Linked DNA regions of Homo sapiens: regions 1 and 2 are each linked to region 3. A link is a loop called in an ENCODE intact Hi-C map of the cell type or tissue named here. Cell type or tissue: endothelial cell of umbilical vein. All regions are shown on one strand.

The links. Hi-C counts contacts between places; a loop is a spot of excess contacts. Peaks named below come from ENCODE experiments on the same cell type or tissue, not always from the same donor. Only the 100,000 strongest peaks of a DNase experiment are listed, where the experiment ranks them.
Region 1: a loop joins it to region 3, with 3 times the contacts of the local background. A loop is called at or near these places in 35 of 110 quality-filtered maps.
Region 2: it touches region 3 in a loop (3-fold over the local background); 8 of 110 quality-filtered maps call a loop at or near these places.

The regions. Positions count from the first base shown.
Region 1 is chr7:116,270,718-116,273,217 of GRCh38, reverse strand. No RefSeq gene overlaps it. Among named protein-coding and RNA genes, the nearest start is that of TES, 61 kb to the right of the region's middle. In endothelial cell of umbilical vein, no CTCF peak of the experiment used is centred here; a DNase peak (open chromatin) is centred at 1,007; H3K27ac peaks cover 2,135 bases.
Region 2 is chr7:116,257,569-116,260,068 of GRCh38, reverse strand. TES (testin LIM domain protein) reads right to left here. Exons shown (of 7, transcript NM_015641.4): 7 at 1,286-2,500. Among named protein-coding and RNA genes, the nearest start is that of TES, 48 kb to the right of the region's middle. In endothelial cell of umbilical vein, a CTCF peak has its summit at 1,207 (motif pointing left); a DNase peak (open chromatin) is centred at 1,168; H3K27ac peaks cover 1,148 bases.
Region 3 is chr7:116,326,947-116,329,446 of GRCh38, reverse strand. The region is part of intron 6 of LOC105375463 (a long non-coding RNA gene); the gene reads right to left. Among named protein-coding and RNA genes, the nearest start is that of TES, 120 kb to the right of the region's middle. RefSeq lists an enhancer at 1,298-1,592. In endothelial cell of umbilical vein, no CTCF peak of the experiment used is centred here; DNase peaks (open chromatin) are centred at 1,436 and 2,046; H3K4me3 peaks cover 957 bases; H3K27ac peaks cover 2,322 bases.

The sequences.
Region 1 (2,500 bases), 56 kb after region 3:
AACTTGATTATTTTATTTGAATATTAGTCAAAAGCAGCAGGTAACAGACATATTTCCATTTCATTTACTTTATAAGATTCATTAATTAAGAAGATATGATTATTTTATTGCTTAGTAAACAGAGCAAACTTTCTGGCATATATGTATTTTATATTTCTGAAGCATAACTAATTCTCTAATTTGGAAGAATATGTGAGTTTGATACATCTAGCTTATAGTATAATTCTAAATTTCTAGCCACAAATTTTCCAGTTTTTCCGTTCATTCAGTATGTCGTCACTAATCTTTTTTTCATTTCAGATATTTGGGTATCTAATGATATTTAAAAAGAAAAAAATATAATATTTGGTTAGTACAGTGTGTCTAGTTTTTTTGAAATTATATTTAGACCTTGATAGTCTTAATTTATTTTTCTAGATAAATGCATGTTACTGCATTTAATAGTAAGAAAACCCATTTTCCTGAACTTACTGTAAACAGGTGAATATATGGTGATAAACAGTGTTCTTGCATCATCTATGACTTTTGTAAACACACTTTGTCTTGTAATATTCTTTACCTTCTTTCAGTTAAAGATGTGATCTGTCAGATGCTTACATTTGTTAAACAACATTGACAAAAGCCTTAGCCTGTGACACTTGTGCATTGTCAACTTCATTTTCCCACTTTCCTTCGCCATGGGACTAGCTACTTCATTGCCATAACAGGAAAGCAGGATCATCTAAAAAAGCCAAGCTGTGGACTCTTTCCTCATCAGAGACCTCAGAGCCTGAATGAGTGCAATTTAGTTTCTGTCCCTTTGGAGACAGTTGTAGGGGAGTAAGCTTTCCGTAGCAGGAGAGACATGGTGATTTTTTCCCTATTGCACTCCAATTTTTCAAGAATGTGTTTGAAATCAGATGTCGAACTAAACTCTAAGTTTAGTTTTATTTCAAATACATTCCATACAGATTGTAGCACAGGATAGGGTATATTACTCAGCCTCCCTCCACACTGTGACTCATAAGGAAACCCCTTTTACCAGCTGCCAACAAATGAAGAGCTTGGGTTACCAGAGTTTGAGCAAGCACAGATGCAGAATGATCTGGAGCTGGGCAGGGACAGAGTGTGCATTCCAGGTTGGCAAAAGTGCACAGTTTACAATTGCAAGGCAAGGTTGGTGCTTGAGAACAGTCAAGGAGGCTGATAGATGCTTAGTAAATCAGGCTAAGAATGCATGATTTTCTCCCCCCGCATACTCCTAATGTGTTTTCAAAGCGGAGATATTAATTGTAAATTTTCCAAAGTGCTTTCTTTGTTGTTAATGGGTAAGCCATTTAAATATCTCTACAGCTGCATAGTTCTGATCCAACCCCCAAATCACAGCTAAACTTCTAATGCTGCAGTATGTGGTGGCTTGAATCAGCATTACCATACAAGGCAGCTTTGAATTCCTCGCAGTAACCTTTTATTACTGTTTTTAAGTTTCCCAAGCACTGCCAAATGTCTTGAACTTTGTGGAATGATTATAAACTTTATAAATATAAACCTTTGGTTCCCCTTTGAAATTCTGCTAAAGAAGGCCAAAATTATATTAACAGTGCATATATTTCAAAATCAAAGACCTGTAATACCATTTTGATTATTCACTCTTGGAAAAAAAATTGTTGGGATCATTGGACAATTGATAAAGGGGCATTGCAACAGCTGTGCTGACTTTCAGGAAAAAAAAATGATACAACCCAGAAACAATGTTTGGGCTGAAAAGCGGGCCTGCATGTCTGGTTGTTTGCAGATGCCTGGGATATTTAGAAAGCTGCCCCTTTAAAATCTCCAAAACATTTTGTTAGAAACACTTCGTAATGGAAGTATGTTGCCCTTGGCACCTCGGCAGAGCAATTCTTGCTTTCATTTCAAAATATGAGAAATTTCTTTAGAAACAGAAAGGGTTTTGTCTTTTGCAAGCTGACATGATGCATGGCCCAGAATCAATCCGATGTGGAGCAACTCCTTAAGGAGAGAAGAGCTTTCTCAAAGAACAGGCTACAGCTTTTGGAAGCTGCAAAGGCACATGGAAGAAATCTCTGTGAAAGGGCAAGCAAGCAAAAGAAAACTATTTCTATGTGGTGCTGACATCGTGACCTGACATAGTTCATATGAAAGGGAAGAAGATATACATTCAGTATTAAGTATGTCATGGTGAACACAAATTCACACTTTAGGCCTTGATTGTCAGGGTGTGAATTCCAGGTCTTTTACTTCTTAGCTTGGTGGCTTTCCAAATTACATAATCATAATAATTCTACTGCCCTCAGTTATTCTATCTGTAAAATGATAAAGTACCTACCTCGAAGGGTCGTTGTGAGGATTAACTGAGTTTGTATGTATAAAGTAGATATAACATTGACTAGAGCCACTTTTTGAAATAATGCTAAGAAAATTTTAAATAGAACAGAGTAAGAATAAACTTTATCTTTAAAAGTTTTCCAGTAAATTTACTCTCATATGATAATACTTGCCC
Region 2 (2,500 bases), 69 kb after region 3:
TGATCTTGGGTGTTGGTGTCTCTTTGGTAACTACGGTGAAGTTGTATAAGCTTAAACGCTATGTGTTGGAAATTCCTTGAGAATGAATCAGTGATGAATCCCTTGCCTTTGGTGAAATTGGGCTGAAATACTTCAAAGTCAAATTTGGAAATCTATGCTTGAAGACTTCAGTAATAGAAGTTTCAGCTAGTCAATGAAAAGAAAGAATAATCCCTAACTCATTTGCCGCCCCCCCCACCTCAAAAAAAAAAAAAAAAAAAAAAAGGAAGGAGGAAAGGGAGATATGTAGGTACCATGCAACAAATATGAAGGCTAGTATGTCTCAAGAGCAATCCAGATTTCCTAAGGGATTGGCCGTGTTAGTAGCAGATGGGTTCTGTTTCAGTTTATTCTCACTTAGCCATGTCTGGGAAAAGTTAAGTTGTACAACTTTGTGGACAATATGCTGTGGAAAATATATTTGTTGCCATTTAAGATAAAGATATGAGCAACCATAAAGCGATCTTTATAGACAGTAATGATACTTGTGATATTAGCTTCTAAAATTATATGCAGAATTAGATTACTTTAGATAAGGTGACACGTATCCAAGCTCCAAAAGTTACTTTTGCATGGTTGAAGGCATAGTGCAGAAGGAGTAAATTTGTATGCTTGGTATGCACATGTGCATGTGTGTGTGGTGGTGGGGAGTGGAGAGGTGGAATGTAAAGAGAAGTACTATTGGCCAAACAGGAGCTGGAAAAAAAAAAAAGTCAAGTTATTCTGGGTATGTATCAGAGAAAACTGCAACTCCCACTATGACAGAAATAATTGTAGACTGAGGGAGAAAGTATTATGGCCTGCTAACATTAGGAAGCATGAGTCTACCACTATTCCCCATTTGCTTTCTGTCTCACGATAAGTTTCCATGAAAAAATTCTTCTTTTAATATTTTTTACATATAAAGAAACCAGAGTTGAAACCCAAGTATAAAAGGCTTGTTAGATCCAACTGAATAGAAAATAAGCTCTCCCAAATTTTAATTAAAATTACTTTCCCTTTCTTTGAAAAAGAAAAAAACTCTTGCATGACCAAACTTAAAAGTCCTGATTTGAAAGTTTCATAAACCTTATCTTTTCTCCATAATGAAACATCTAGATTCTGTGCTGTCCTGTCAGAGGCAGACTTTTATTTTCGTTTGGGTAATTTTTATCCTTGGAGACATCGCCCCCTGCTGTAACACATGCTTAGTTGCAGAAGCATTTTTCACTCAAAAAAGGATATGAATAAAAAGATACAATGATTATTAAAGTGAAAGAAACTTTATTTTGAGTAATATACATATCATTCATTCCATTTAATTTTCATAGTGCATAGCTATGTGTAGAAGTACACAGGGAAGAATAAACATTAGAAATACCTAGCCATGAAAATATACAAGTGAAGACATTTGATATATCCATGGACAGGCTTGGAAGTATTATAAAACAGGATCCATTAGGAAAGAATAAAAACCATGCAAAAAAAATCTTATCTAAATCATGGCAGGCAAGTGCAATCAATATAAATCATAGTCTCTGGGTACAAAAACTATACATGTTCTTTGGATTAAAAGCAAATGGGTGGCTTGGCTTTTATGTCCAAGCCAAAAATCATCTATACAAGTAAAAAGTGTGTGGGTCAGGCATGGTGGCTCCCACACCTGTAATCCCAGCACTTTGGGAGGCCAAGGCAGGCGGATCATCTGAGGTCAGGAGTTTGAGACCAGCCTGGCTAACATGGTGAAAACCTGTCTCTACTAAAAATACAAAAATTAGCTGGGTGTGGTGGCATGCACCTGTAATCCCAGCTATTTGGGAGGCTGAGGCAGGAGAATTGCTCAAAATAAAAAAAAAAAAATAAAGAACTAAAAAGTGTGGATACTGTTATGCCACATGTGATAATAAAATATTCAAGGCCACAGATGCAAGTCACCAACTTACAAAGAGAATACTGAAGGTAGGGTACATTAAAAAAATAGAGAAATGCAATAAAGAAAATGCCACCTCTGCCTAAATCAGGAAAGAGTAAATGCATAGGCATTAAAACAGCAGCTCTGCATACTACACTGCATTTCTCTTTGTCAAAAAGAATTCACTGTGTATCATTACAAAGGTCAGTGAATAAGACGAGGCAATAAACGTAGCGCCTTGGTATTAGGGCAAATTTAGTTTTCTTTTCATTTTACACATGAGGGGGAAAAAAGAAGTGTAGAACTAGGAATGCTCATCTTTCCATTCAGTACACTAACTTTTAAGTGTGTGGCACAAATGGAATAGAGACATGAAGTTTAATGAGATCCAAGCTTCCAAAAATGATTTCACATTTGAAAAGCTATGGAAAGATACAATTATTTACTGTTTTACAAATCAAATGCTTAAACCAAGTTTAAAAGTTGAGACCGAAAAAAAATTGATGAAGAAAAAATGGCCAAAAAAATTAAACAAAATCTCTTGGTTTCCTTTACAGTTTCTTTTTTTGC
Region 3 (2,500 bases):
TAAAATAAAATTACTTTAGGGAGGGAGAGAATACACAGCAGTTTTAATTTTCACTAAGGTGGAAATGACTGATATCGAGCCTATTCAATTAGCAAATTGTGATAGCAGACACTAGACATCCCTATAGGTATAAGGAGGACACTCCAGAGGGAAGGACAGCCAGAGAAAACAGAAGGTGGAGAATGTTACCCTTTGCTTTAGAGTCAGCCTGTCTAGCTTTATAGCTGGTTTATACATCCCACAACTTTAGACTTCATAGTTAAGTACCCAGAGTATAGGAGAGTCCTCAGAAGTGGTTTGAATGTGGCTGGGTGTGGTGGCTCATGCCTGTAATCCCAGCACTTTGGGAGGCCGAGGCGGGCAGATCACCTAAGGTCGGGAGTTCGAGACCAGCCTGGCCAACATGGTGAAACTCTGTCTCTACTAAAAATACAAAAATTAGCTAGGTGTGACAGTGGGCTCCTGAAGTCCCAGCTACTTAGGAGGCTGAGGCAGGAGAATCGCTTGAACCTGGGAGGCAGTGGTTGCAGTGAGCCAAGGTTGCGCCACTATTCTCCAGCCTGGGTGACAGAGTGAGACTCCGTCTCAAAAACAAAGCAACAAACAAAATAACACAAGTGGTTTGAATGGTTTCTTATTTCTCTCTACAAACCTTGGAATTATCTTCATTAGGTGAAAAAGGGCAACAAATATATAAGTTTAGCTCTTAATTACATGCTGCAGAAAATGTAAAGAAGTACATATGGTAATAGCCAGTTTTCAATACAGGTAACACAAAAGGAAAGGGAAAGCTAATCTTAAAATGAAATCACCATCCTAATGAATTACCAAAAAGTGTGAAAAGTACTTTTACATCAAATGAAAAAATGTAATCTTTATCAAATTTATTTTTTACAACATTTATATTTATTGATCTGAGGTAGGCTTTTGTTAGAACAAAATTAATAGTAAATACTGAACAATATGTCAGGCATGGGGCAAATTGGTTTCTGTTCTTTACAACAAGCCACTATGACCCTATTAGGAAATGTTTTAAAGGCGTTTCTTAGCATTTTCAACAAAATATTTGTACTCCCTACTGAAAATAGCTTAATATGAAGTCCCAAAGGAATTCTGTCTGCCTCATAAAATTGCTTTTGGAGTTTTCAGTTTCTGGCCTCCTCCTTCCAAATGCACAGTGAATATATGGTGGAGTTTTGTCTAATTCTTTCAGTAGAGGAATTTTGCTACATTAAAATAATTTGTTAATTCATCATTTCCATGGTAAAATAGAAATTACTCACCCTGATTCCTAATACGATCAACATAACTTTGCTTTTCATACATAAAGACATTGGTATGAAAAGGAAGCATTCTCTTCCTTCCATCCATATGCTAGCCTGCTTGAGCGGTCGTGTACTATGACTATGGAAAGCATGACCTCAAATTCCAGCCACACCACTTCCCAGCTGTGTACCGTTCAGCAAGTCACTTGCCCCCTGTAATGACTCAACTTCCTGGTCTGTAAAATAGAATCATAGTGGCCACCACCAGAGAGAATTGCTGAGGGGAGTAAATGAGAGCATGAACGTAGATTGCAGCACAGCGCCCATCATGCGGGATGCTTTCAATAACTGTGAGTGATTTTTTCTATTATTAATTAATGCTTTTCTTGGATTTTCTTAACTACATCATATATTTCTAAAACCAATACTCTCTGTTTTTACTTATAAAACATAAATCTTCCGTAAGTAAATAATTATAGACTGAATGTCAATTCCTGGCCAAGTGCAGGATATACTGAGGCCATTATCTGGTGAATGCAGGGTTTATAGATAGCCTATCTCAATTATTTAGAACCTAAAGTGGACATTAAGATAAATTTTAAACATTTCAAAAACAGAACTGGTTGTCACACAGTTTAATAAGCAAATTTGACCCCTAAAGTCTTTGAATAAATGCAGAGATATGGCTCATTATACATTTAAGCTTTCATTTCTACATGTTAACAATTTACTGAGATAAGCAAATATAAACAAAATGAACACTGTGGGAAAGTGTGTTTGATATTTTAAAACTCTTGTCAAACTAATTAATTCAAATGTGTCATTCAGGCCATTATTAAAAAGTCAAAAAATAACAGATGCTGGCGAGGCTGCGGAGGAAAGGGACGCTTATACACTGCTGGTTGGAATGTAAGTTAGTTCAGCCATTGTGGAAAGCAGTCTGGAGATTTCTTAAAGAACTCAAAGAAGAATTACCACTTGACCCAGCAGTCTCATTACTGCGTATACACCCAAAGGAATATAAATCATTCTATCATAAAGTGACATGCACACGTATGTTCGTTGCAGCACTATTCACAATAGCAAAGACATGAAATCAACCTAAATGCCCATCAACAGTAGACTGGATAAAGAAAATGTGGTACATATACACCATGAAATACTACGCAGTCATAAAAAAATAATGAGAACATGTCCTTTGCAGCAACATGGATGGAGCTGGAGGCCATTATCAT